Linked DNA regions of Mus musculus: regions 1 and 2 are each linked to region 3. A link is a loop called in an ENCODE intact Hi-C map of the cell type or tissue named here. Cell type or tissue: heart. All regions are shown on one strand. Links, peaks and the distances in the headings refer to the core of each region. The heading gives the core; the rest is flanking DNA.

The links. Peaks named below come from ENCODE experiments on the same cell type or tissue, not always from the same donor. Only the 100,000 strongest peaks of a DNase experiment are listed, where the experiment ranks them.
Region 1: it touches region 3 in a loop (11-fold over the local background); 6 of 42 quality-filtered maps call a loop at or near these places.
Region 2: a loop joins it to region 3, with 4 times the contacts of the local background. A loop is called at or near these places in 12 of 42 quality-filtered maps.

The regions. Positions count from the first base shown.
Region 1 is chr17:80,390,032-80,394,216 of GRCm38, reverse strand. It overlaps Sos1 (SOS Ras/Rac guanine nucleotide exchange factor 1), which reads left to right. Exons shown (of 22, transcript NM_009231.2): 22 at 1-465. It also overlaps a transcript of Arhgef33 not described here. Among named protein-coding and RNA genes, the nearest start is that of Gm10190, 19 kb to the right of the region's middle. In heart, for the core only: a CTCF peak has its summit at 2,327 (motif pointing right); a DNase peak (open chromatin) is centred at 2,296; H3K4me3 peaks cover 922 bases; H3K27ac peaks cover 516 bases.
Region 2 is chr17:80,365,633-80,369,817 of GRCm38, reverse strand. Arhgef33 (Rho guanine nucleotide exchange factor (GEF) 33) reads right to left here. Exons shown (of 18, transcript NM_001145452.1): 11 at 2,482-2,565; 12 at 1,550-1,633. Among named protein-coding and RNA genes, the nearest start is that of Gm10190, 5.8 kb to the left of the region's middle. In heart, for the core only: a CTCF peak has its summit at 2,326; no DNase peak of the experiment used is centred there.
Region 3 is chr17:80,289,603-80,293,787 of GRCm38, reverse strand. Dhx57 (DEAH (Asp-Glu-Ala-Asp/His) box polypeptide 57) reads left to right here and starts at 3,312. Exons shown (of 24, transcript NM_001163759.1): 1 at 3,312-3,732. It overlaps Morn2 (MORN repeat containing 2), which reads right to left and starts at 3,576. Exons shown (of 5, transcript NM_194269.2): 1 at 3,451-3,576; 2 at 1,410-1,463. In heart, for the core only: a CTCF peak has its summit at 2,441 (motif pointing left); no DNase peak of the experiment used is centred there; H3K4me3 peaks cover 428 bases; H3K27ac peaks cover 336 bases.

The DNA.
Region 1 (4,185 bases), core at 1,215-3,714, 100 kb before region 3:
AGTCTTACTTTGATGTAAAGAACAAAGTGTGGTCTGTACATCTAATAATGACCTTTGTACCTAACCATGTTTGTTGGTGATCTTTGTATTCTGTGTGCAGCAATATTTGGTTTGTGTTAAAGTGAAAATAATGGCTGTTATTTTTCTGGCATTACTAAGATAAATTGAAAAATAATAAAGAAAAATACCTTATATAGCCTATAAGTGTGTTATTTTGCAAGCATTATTTTCGAGGGCAGTACTTGGAAGTTGTTAGTGATTCTAGTTTAGCTTATATTTGACCAGGTAGGTTGATCTTTGGGTATACACAGGATGACGTTTCAGAGGCAGTCACATTTCCAAAACAATGAGCTTAGGCGGTGCACCCAGCTGGGGTCGTTTGACATGAAAGAGCTTAAGGTTGTATCTAAAGAATTTTGTAAATACAGTCACTCAAAATGTATCATAAAATAAATATATTAAATGATTATTAGATTCAGTCCATTTATTTCAAAGTAAAGGCAAGCCAGGCCTTGTGGTACAGGTCTGAGAGCCCAGCTACTGGGGAGACTGTGTCAGGATATTATTCAAGGCATACCTGGGCAACTGTGAGTTCAAGGCCATCCTAGAACCTGTCTCAAAATAAAAAGGCAAATGGGGGTGGGTGCTGCTCAGTGATAAGAGTGCTTGCTGACAGTGAAGCCCGGGTCTCATCCCCTGTACCAGAGAGAGTAAAGCAAATAAAGAAGCAAGGTAAGTGAGGCCTAGGCAAAGGGGTGTATAAGGCCCTGACTGGGACAGAGGCTCAGGGCCCCTGGTGCTCGGAGGAGGGAGGGCCCGCATGGATGCCTGCAGTGCTGACTCCTGGCATGTATTATCGAATGGATTCTAGGCCTTCGATCGGGTTTACTAACTGTAAGTAAGATTAACACTGATGTTGGTGAGATTCGCCTTTCTGCTTTATAATCAAAAGTAAGTGCTAGGTCATCGAAGAGGAGAGAGAGCCTTACGTCGCTTCCGTTCTAAAACAGAACTAAAGAGGCCTTCTCCACATTTGAGCCTGAATTTCTGCACCTTTGATAGACTACAAATCCTGAAAAGCAATTTATGGCCACACTAACCTTTTGGGACCTTTAATAGCTGGTTTCATTGCCTTGATAAGTGATTAAGAAATGTAAGATTCCCAGTGGCAGAGTAAGCAAGTGTGGAGCAGACCTGTCTATTCTGCTTCTAGTACTCCCTGGGTGAATGACTGACATGCGCAACACAATGTCTTCCACAAAGCACTTGACACTTTTTTTTTAAATGGCAAATAAAAGTATAAAGGATGAGTCTGCTTTAGAAAACTCTAAAGAGGTTGGCTGTCTGTCCTGACATCCTATGATTTGATTCAGTATGGCTTTCTGTGCTGTTTATCACTATGCAGATTGGTTTTGAGTGACCTTAAATTATAAGCATTTGATAAGAGCCCATTTGACTATTCAGCCACAAATAAATATTGGTCTTACAGAACTGATGTTAGAACATAGGAATGAAGAAAAATCCATTTCATGGGATTTACGAGCTAGTATAAATATGTAGACAATATTTTATAAGTAGAATATTGTACATTAAAAATGTAACTACAGGGCAGTGGTGGCGCAAGCCTTTGATCCCAGCACTTGAAAGGCAGAGGCAGGCAGATCTCTGAGTTCAAGGCCAGCCTGGTCTATGGAGGACAGCCAGAGCTACACAGAGAAATTCTGTCTTGAGAAAACAAACAAAACAAATGTAACTGTTATGAAGAGAAAAGAGGACTGGTGAGTAGAAGTGTGGAATTTAACTGTAGTGATTAGTTAGCCTCATAGAGGTACACAAACCTTCCAAGAGGTGAAATAATGAGACATCTAAGTGGCTCAGGCAAGAGCCAGTTCAATAGTTCAGAGGCAGGGGCATCCTTGGTATATCTGAGAGCACCGAGGCTGCTAGTGTAGGTGAGAAATGGATATGGATAGACTATAAAGAGGTGCCACTGGGAGTTAAGCACTGAAGATCACTTAAAGCTTTAAACGCCATTGTCATCATTCTTAGAGCCCGTCCCCAACCTGGGCATCACCGCTCCAGGGAGGACTTGAATGGCCTTTCACAGGGTCACCTAAGACTACTGGAAAGCACAGATATTTACATTACAATTCATACAGTAGCAAAACTACAGTTAGGAAGTAGCAACGAAAATGATTGGCTGGGAGTCAGCACATGATATTAAAGGCTTGCAGCAGGCGCAAGGGTGAGAGGCGCTGACTTGGGTTGGGGCTGAAGCATTGGCAAGATCCACTTTACACTCACTGTGTGTGGGGAAGGACTAAAGTAAGAGCACGAGGGGGCGGACGAGGGCAGCGGAGCGGAAGCCAGGGCAAAGACTGAGTCGGGACCGTATCAGACCACGCCCACTTCACCACAGCCCGAACATCCTGACAGACACAAACCCAGAGCTGTCAAAGCCAACTTCAAGGCTTGAGGCCAGAGCAACACGAATGAAGATTACCACTAACTGAGGTGGGGAAGATACTGTGGGAAAGGCTTAGATATAAGTTTGAACATTTAAAAAAGTAAATCTGACATCAAAGGAAACCACAAATCCCAGAATGCTTAGCAGCCACAAGTCCTAAAGCCACTTCTGTTTCTAAATCACTGTGTGACAAGGAATCCCAACTTTACTGGAAGCATTGCTGTTTTGGGCTCTTGTAGAAACTTACTAATGGCAATGTTTTGTGAAAAAGTTAGTATAAACACTAGATAATTTTATTGTCCTAAGACTGTTATCTAAGACATTTAGTCATTCATTTGTCAGGGCTTGCAATTGATTTTTTTTCTTGAATATAAAATCAGTTTGCCAGTTAATAAGGAATACTTGCCATGTGTATGAATGTACTTTAATAAAATTTCAATGCAAAGCGCTTATTACATAGGTGACAAATTTAGGAATTCAAAATCTCAGAATAGCTAAATGTAAATGCAGCTCTGTGGACCAAGCCCAAAGTCACCCCACTCTAACAGGACTGAGGCAGTTCTGGGAATCCGGGAATCACAGTGTCATCGCTGAGATGACATAAGAAAGACGAGGTGGAAAAGCAGTTAGCCATCAGCTACCACAGAATTCCACTTCAGGAGTTTCATAAACAATCTAGCTTCAATCTCAGATGAGCTTAAACTCTTACAAAATGAAATAGCCCAGCAAAAGAACCTTAGCATTGTAACCCACACATCCCTTTCTCAGATGGTCCAATTCTGAACTCCGAGAAATAACATGCTCCTTGCGTGGGCTTGTATGTAGACTCTTCAAGGCTGCAAGTCACTCCTGGGACCTCCTAGCAGGAAAGTCTGCATCTCTGGTAAAGTGGCTTCATTCTCCTATCACCCGGATCATTTCCTGCAGACACCAGTGGTCAGAGGGCTGGAGACCAGAGGTAGAGCAACTGTCTCACCTTGACTTCATCCCTAACTCGTCATTAAGCCAAATATCACGGTCACTAAAGCCCCCACCTCCCCTTTCAGCTTACAGTGCTATCTAGAAAGATTATGGAATGCGCCAGAAGGAAACAGAGTAACCCATTACTCTTTTCATTGGAGAAGTGTTTTAGTATCAGTGAGAGTGGCATGATATCTTTAATTGGTTCTGAAGATGTCTGTATCTTCTCCTCTGATTGGCGTTTTCCTTAAACAGAAATGTGAGGGACTGAGCTGACGGTGCTGAAGTTTGGCCATATGCAAAGTGGAAGTGATTTATGAAGCATTAAAAAAAAAAGCAAGCATAGCCTTGCCCTTGAGAGGACTTGCTGTCTTAATAGGAAGGTAAGACAAATCTCAAAAGATGAAGTAGTCACACCACACAGGATCTCAGAAAGATGAGGCCTTCACGTGGATCTTAAGGATCCGCTCAGCGGGAAGAGGCAGAGCGAGGCTGTGAAGCTGACTGAGCTGGAAGGGCATGGCTCAGAGGCGGTGGAGAGCCTGGGTTAGTTGCATTCCTTTATGCAGAACCGCGGTCAGAAAACTAAAAGTCCTTATGGAGAGTGACCCTAAACCACCGGTGATGGCGAGGACTTGGGAATCTGAGCACAGACAAGAGCTGTGTTTGGTATGTGGATGTGCTGGGGATCTGGGAAGCAGGAGCGCTCAGAGGTGCAGGAAGAACTGCACTCACCCAGCAGCCAGTTATCAGGAAGT
Region 2 (4,185 bases), core at 1,215-3,714, 76 kb before region 3:
GATGTTGTCTATCTCCCAAAGGTTATGGAAGCTTAATCTACAGTGCAATGATTTTTTAAAGATACGGGACCTTTAAGAGGTGGGATCTAGTGAAACGTGATTGGGGGCTGACCATCCTCATGAAGGAATTAATACTGGTTTAATAGAGTGGGCTCTGATGAGGAAAAAAAATAGTCACAGGAAAGTAAGCCTGGGCACCGCCCCGTTACTTCTTTTTCATATGGTGTGACCAGTCACTATTATCTTTGCTATTACCGCATTTACCATGAGGAGGGTCACCAGAAACCAATGCTAGCACCATGCTTTGGGGCCTTCAAAACTGTGATCCAAAATAAACCTCTTCCCTTAAAAAAACAACCCAGCCTCAGGCATGTCATTATAGTAGTACACAAGGGAATAAACGATCTTACAGGCTACAGTGGAATATTAATTTGATTTTGATTGTGAAAACTGTATTATTTATCTGTTGACCCCTTGCCATTAACAGGAGCTAAGCTCTTTTATATTCATTATCTTATTTAGTTTTTATCACAACCCAGATGGGTATAGAAGTGACCTCTATATAATAAGGAAGGACACTGAGACATGGAGCTCAGTGATCTCCTTTAGGTCTAGTAAATGACAGAAGAATTGAATGTGAACGAGATAGTAGCAGGCCTGGTGTCTGCAAAGCCTGGCCTTCAGACCAGGGTTTTTGCCTACTAGGTGTGCTGTTGTGAACACAGTACTGAGACCTCTTTGGTCTTCTGTGTCCTTATGACAAGGAGCAACCATAACACCTGTGAAACTGCTGAAAGGACCCATAAGATAGCTGCTGTGAGAAAATATTTTGGGAGCTGAAGCTCTATCCAGGGGGAGAGCTCCACACTGACTCTGGCCTGTTCTAGCTGACGTTCATCACAGCCTTTCTAAGACTCGTCACCGAGCTACTTAAGCTCAGTCAACCCTTAAACCTGCACAGCTGGGTAGCAGGAGGAAGAGACACCTCCAGAAAGAAGGCGTTAGACTCTCACTTCCACGTCTTCTAACAGGTCTACACGTTCCATAGAAAGTTACATTGAGAATTTGTTCATCTGCTCCTCGTGGCTCTACTGAGACATAAAGTATGAGCACTGTATGAGGGAACCCTGGACCCAAGCCAAGCTGAAGCCATCAGGATAGTAGTTGAGTGGGCACGTAAACAGAAATTAAGCGGCCAGAGGTGACATTCAGATGGTGGTAGAACTGAAGAGCAGGAGAGTGAATTAGGTACTTAGATGCTATCAAGAGTGTTTATAAAAGATTCTAGACCCCCAAAAGTGGAGATTGCTGGTAAGTTGGATGGAAGATGGAACGTCAAAGACAAGTACCATAAAACAAAAATTTCAAGAATAGACTTTTTAGCTGGTTCTCCATAGTGTGGTGGGCGTGCTGTAACCATGACAACCTAAGTCATGTGAATACTTCTTAGAAATTATCAATGAGTCCTTGCACTTTTACAATATATATTATTGGGAGCCAAAAAAACTAGTTCAGTGTGTAGACTGTTGGCTTGTCCAATCAGGCTCACCTGCAGATGTATCAGATATTCGGGGATACGCTGTACTATGTGGAAAAACAGAGTGTAGATATCCGACTTAATCTCTTCATCACCCTGCATAAGAGAAACAAGCAGTCACTCTTCAAAGTCCCGTCAGCTCTGCAGATAGAACATCAGAGATTCCGCCCGCCAGAGAGCAAATGCCCACCAGACAGGTTCACGAGGTTTGGATCTCTCACTGGAGAGGCCACATGCTCAGGGACACACTCAAAGGGACAACAGTTTCCCAGTAGAGAACATTATATACATGCATACGTACATACATACATACATACATAATTGATCCAAGTTTCAAAACTCTCCCTTCTTCCCCAACCCTTCTACATGGAATGCTAGACAGAAGTAGGCAACCAGCAAGCTGTACTTGAATTAAATTAATGCATTAAGGTTTTCTAGCAAGTCATCTACTAATTGGCTCTGAGAGTGAACGAGAGCCCTTCCAGGGTGGGGACATCTGACCTTTATTTTCTTGCTGGCTTAAATTTACGCCATGCACATGTAGACGTGCATATCAACCACCTAACACTCTGTTGAAGTGGCCATGCTGAAATGGGACAGGATAGAGGCACTTTGCAGTCTTCTAGCTCGACAAAGGATGATTTGGATTCTGAGCCTGAAAACAACACATACAGCACCTAAGCTGCATGCTGGAGAACTCTGGGACTCCTGTTGGCTTTGTCTGTAGTTTAGTGTAGTGGATCATTAAAGCACTGCAGACCACAGCAATGGCACGGATCCCTGAATGAACTCCTTCAGCCTAGCAGAGGGCATCAGGAACATACTCAAGGCTCCTCAGCCTGGAAGACAAGCCCACAGGGCGCATGCTGTCCTGGTGGATGGATCAGCAACATGACATAGATGGTGTATAAGCCAAGGTCAGCATATGCATAGAGTTAACTTACCTCCTTCAGTACCACAACATGAACCAATGAGATGCATTCGGGTAAATCCCTCAGGTAGGCGACATAATAATCCAAGAAATTATTCTTTAAAACAAACAAAAATGCATGGTGAGAACCTGGAAACGGGAATGACGACATTTTTTTACAGTGCCATGAACATAAAAATGGAGAAGAATTCAGAGAATAATTTGACAGTTTATTAACTATGCTCTTTATTTGCTTTTAGATGATTTATTCATCTTTTTTTTAAATAAAGACTTATTTTTATTTTATGTGTGTTGAGTGTCTAAATGCACACATGTGGCCCATGTAAGTGTCTGGTGTCCTCAAAGGTCAAAAGGTATCAGATATCCTGTAACTGGAGTTACGCATGGTGTGAGCCACCATGCTGGTTATCAGCAAACTCCAATCTCTGCAAGAGCAAGTGCTCCTAGTCGTTGTACCATCTCTCCAGACCCTTATTCATCTTTTAAAGAGTTTTTTCCTTTGTTGTTTCTTCCAAATTTAGATGTACATGATAAGTCACATATATAATCTTAGCACTTGAGAGGAAGATCAAGAGAACCAGGAGTTCAAGGTAATCTTCAAGTAATCGCAAGTTCAAGGACAGCCAGTGATCCATGAGACTATATCTATAAAAATAGTGGGGACTGGAGAGCTGGCTCAGCAGTTAAGAGCACTGACGCTCTTCCAGAGGTCCTGAGTTCAATTCCCAGCAACCACATGGTGGGAGATCTGACACCCTCTTCTGGTGTGTCTGAAGACAGCTACAGTGTACTCACATAAAATAAATTAATTAATTAAAAAATAGTTTTGGTTTTAAGATGAGGGATCTGATGCCCTCTTCTGGAGTGTCTGAAGACAGCTACAGTGTACTTACATATAACAAACAAACAAACAAACAAATAAATAAATAAATATTTTTTTAAAAAGTACTGAGAGTCATGCAAGTTAAAGTATTTCTAAATTGTTAAATGATAAAAATACATTTATTATTATTATTATTATTATTATTATTATTATTATTATTATTGTTTTTTGAGACAGAGTTTCTCTGTGTATCCTTGGCTGTTATGGAACTTACTCTGGAACCAGGCTGTTGATAAAGATGCAGGCAAAAATTGAATAGCTCTAATTGCCTCACACAATGTTTAAAAATAAGAACCTTTACACAAAATTCTAAATGGCACTTATTCCAGCCTGTCTTCCCTAAATAATAACTGGAAATATCTGAGTAGCTATCTTTTGCATCTAAACAAACATAGCCTGCTTCAGCCAGTTCCAGTCAGTCCAAACTGTTTCACACTCAACTCCGTGTATCATATGTGCCACTGTCTGGTCCCGGGAACATTTGGGTTTTCAACTTCTGGTCTGCTTATGTTCTCAGTGTAACACTAAAGAGAGTTCAAAATTCAGCACTCTTTTTCTAAGGAATTGAAACAAAAAGAATGCAAGACAAATAGCCACCTACCATATCTTTCAAAAATCTATAAGGAGAGAAAGTTATATATGAATATATATATTTTATTCATGCTTATTTTATATGTAGATAGGGTTATATACATGCTTGATAGTGTGTATATACACATATATATACATGTGTATATGTATATATACATGTATATATAAATACATATACACATATACATGCATAATCAATGGAGGCCACAACAGTACACTACAAAGTTGTGAATCAGAAGGTAG
Region 3 (4,185 bases), core at 947-3,446:
CAGAGCATCAAGTGAGGGTTGAGGTTACCATGCCACTGTCAAAACTGACCCATAATTGTTCCTGTCTGAAAGAACTGCAGGGACAAAAAATGGAGAAAAGCCTGAAAAAAAGGAGGTCCAAATTGGGATCCAGCTCAAGAGGAGGCCCCAAGGCCTGACACTATTACTGAGGCTATGGTGTGCTCACAAAAAGAGGCCTATCACAACTGCCCTCCAAAAGACCCAACAAGCAGCTGAAAAAGTCAGATGCAGATATTTGCACCCAACCAATGGACAGAAGCTGCTGACCCCTGTGGTTGAATTAAGGAAAAACTGGAAGAAGCTGAGGGGGAGGGTGACCCTGTAGGAGGACCAGCAATCTCAATTAACCTGAACCCTCAAGATCTCTCAGACACTGGACCACCAACCAGGCAGCATACACCAGCTGACATGAGGCCCCCAACACACATACAGCAGAGGACTGCCGGGTCTGAACTCAGTCAGAGAAGATGCACCTAACCCTCTAGAGACTGGCTGGCCCTAGGGAGTGGGGCGTTATGTTGAAGTGGGGTGTTTGTGTGTGGGTTGGGGACATCCACATGGAGATGGGGATGGGGGTTATGGGGGGCTATGGAACAGTCAGAGGGTGGACCAGGATGGGAACTGTAAAAAAAGATAAAATAAATTTAAAAAACAGGAGCATTGACTTGGGAGGTTACAGTTGATATGGGATAACTTTAGCTTGTCTTATTTTACCACTGGAAATATAATGTATGGGTAAAATAGTTCATAGCTCAGAAAGTTGTTTTTTCTCTGTACTTTAGGGCAAGTTTTAGTAGAAAAAGACAACAGAAAGTTGGACTCAAGATGTAAAATCAGGTAGACACGGCTCCTTCTTGGGAACAGTAGCATGTTTTGGAAACATGGAGTTGAAATGACTGCTGTCGTGAGAGTATACATGAGGTATTCCTGGCATTGTCACTAGTGGCCCTGCACAATGACAGCAGCTCAGCCTTCCTGTGTATATACTACTATAAATGTCATTTCAAAGCTTTGTTTCTGATGCATATTTGTTTTAGTTGTTATCATTGTTGTCTGTTGTTTGGTTGGGTTTTTGCAACATCATTGAGGGGAATTAACTATATGATCTGAACGTGTGAATTATGGGAAATTAGCTAGACAGCTTTCAGAGAAATAAGAAAGAGGAGAGTACTAGGTATTTAAAATAGCATCTATAATCGTAGAAACAACAAACATAGGAATTGGGTTATGATAGTGTTTTACAAGATAGCATTACTAGAAAGAAAAGTACTGTGATATTTCTAGAGAAAAATTTGAAAACTTTCAATTAAATTTTTCATAGAATTGAAAAAAAAAGGTTTTATAAAACAAATTTCCTATATGAAAAGATAATTAAGATGCATGCTTACCGTATGTGTCTCCATTTGGAAATATAAATTTGATCTTATATACTTCTGACGAAGCTTTAAGAGATTGAGGGAAATAAAGGTAAGTTTAAATAGTTTAATATCATGAGACCCACAGCACATGTGCTTTCAGCAGGATTCCGGTAAATTCTCTTCACACAGACACACTGGCATTTCTACTGGCTGGTGCAGAGTCCTGAGGAAATAAATTATCTTCCCTAGATGGCCTATTTTAATTTATTTTGTATGATTTTATTAGTACAAAGTTAACTTTTTTTTTTCAGTCAGGCAGTAGTGGATGCTTTAACAATGCTTATCAGATTACGAAATCTGCTCACAGTGCCCACTGCAGCTATGCTGTGCTCTCCCGGAGGCACGAGCGTCTTCTTTGGGTAGAAACAGATTCTACCTCAATGTCTCATTCTTACTTTTGACTAAAAGGATGAACCTATGTAGGCCATGCAGGCTAGTGTCCAACTCTGTAGATGGCCCCTCTGCAAAGTCTGTCTGACTTCTTCTCATCCTTAAACTCCTCTGGTTCCAGGACTAGGGGTCTTAGTAAAGCAATGCTTATGTGTAGTTAGTCACCTACACTAAAATAGGGACCATAGATCGATGAAATGTCCTCCCACCACCTGACTCGGTATTGAGTACAAACAGAAAATGCTTATCTAGGGAATGAATGGCTCTTGAGACAGAATCATTAAACGCCTACTAAGCAGGACACTACTAAACACAACTGATCATACAGGAAATGAAGCAGTCCTCAACCGCTCTTCAGATTTCCACGTTTGATGAGCATAGTCTTGTACGGCTTTATCTCGGGGAAATGTTTCCCCTTTTTGGTTTTCAGGGTTTTTTTTTTTTTGGTTTTGTTTGTTTGTTTGTTGTTTCGTGAGAGTGTAATACTTTGAACACTACTGAAAGGAATTCCTATCTAAAAGAGTGCACTTCTTTTACAGAGCTATGTCACACCAGCATTTGGCCCTCTGCTGAAAAAAGTAAAAAGAAGTCTCAAATGCCTTTTTCGCCCTCTAGTGTTACAAATGTGGGGGCAGCACTGTATCATGTGAGTGTAAAATATCTCCTACCTGCTGCATGATATGAATTGGTAGCTTTATCAAAGATGGTTCCAATATTACTCAGGATGTCTTCTTTACAGATGATTTAAAAGCTAATTATATGTCTATAATATACATACATATATATAATATACATATAATTATATATGTACAATACACACACATGTATGTATATGTGTATACTTATATACATATATATATTGTGCTGGTACCCTAATGGTCACAGACCTGTGCTGTTTCTAGTTGTTTGGTGGTGTTTTTCTGTTTGTTTGTTTTTAAGGCGAGGCTAGACGTCTACAATTTTGTTCAGATGACTACAGGACCTGAAAAAGCTGTTGTTATTACTGATGCATAACATACTATTATTGCTCTTTATACATATACATAGATATATATACATATATAAAAATATATACACATATATAAATATATACACATATAAACATATACCTATATTTAAAATAATATTAATATATTATATGTTAATATATATTATATAATATATTAAATATGTATATATATTAAACACACGTTTAATTTTTGAAAACTGTACTTGTGTTTTCAACCATGTTGAGTTGTCATTGTACCAAAATCAGCAGCCATATTAGTCTAGAAACATCAAGCTAATTTCTTTTCCATTTGTACAGGCTTACTTCACTGTATTACATAGGTAAAACCTTATCTGTGTGAGTTCGATTACAGAAACTAATATTCTCTAAATAAGGGGGTGACGTTTCCACATTCAAATTTCTGGATTATGTGAGTTAGCAGGAACCTCTGCCATTGATCTGGCACCGTAAAGGAAACAAATCCGGAGTGATAGGCACAGCGAACCCACAGACTCGGGGGCCCACGCTGTATCTCCGGATCCCCCGACGCCGGGCTGTCGGTGCCCCTCCACCCCAGAGTGGATGCTGCGGCTGGCTCCGGGTCCATCAGCTCCCGAGAGGAAGCGCACTCACTTGATGGAGACGTGAAGGACAGGCTTTCGCGACTCTGCGATTCCCCTAGGCTCGCCAGCTCGGCAGGCTGGAGGGAGCTGGGCTCTAGGACAGAGCGGGCCTCGGTTGCTGGGGCGACCGGGCGACCTCTCACCCGGAAGCAAAAGTGCAAGAAGCCAATCAGAAGACACCTGGGCGGGGCGGCTGCTGCGGGTGAGGTCCAAGAGGGAAGCTGAACCCAGCCCGGACCCCGACCCTGGGTGCCGCCTCCTGAGCTCCGCAGCCAGCAACGCTACGAGCCAGGTACGGCCTGACGTGGCATGTGCGGGGCCGCGCGGGTTCGGGGTTGCCAGGCCCGCCTGCCGCCTCCCCTCTCTAGTGATCACATCCGAGGACCATGCAGCCCCTATGGTCCTGCCTGTCAGCCCAGGGGCAGTGAACCTGGACCTGCAGAATCCTGGGGAACCCCGGGATCTGCAGTCGAGGTCGTCCACACCCACGGCTCCGAGCAAGGTTGAAAAGGAGGGGCGCCAGCCCCATTTCCTGTCTGTGGCTCGGTGGCGACCCGAGGGGCTGTTTGGGGAAAGGGTTGGAGAAGATGGATGTTGAAGAAAGGAACCTTGCATGACTAGGTATCTGAATGGAGCTGGGGGAATGTATAGTGGTCAGAGGTTTGCCTGGGAGGCAAGCGGTGTGGGTTCAGTTTTCATCACCTCAGCTTGACGATGCTGTACGTGGGAGCCAAACTTGGGTGTG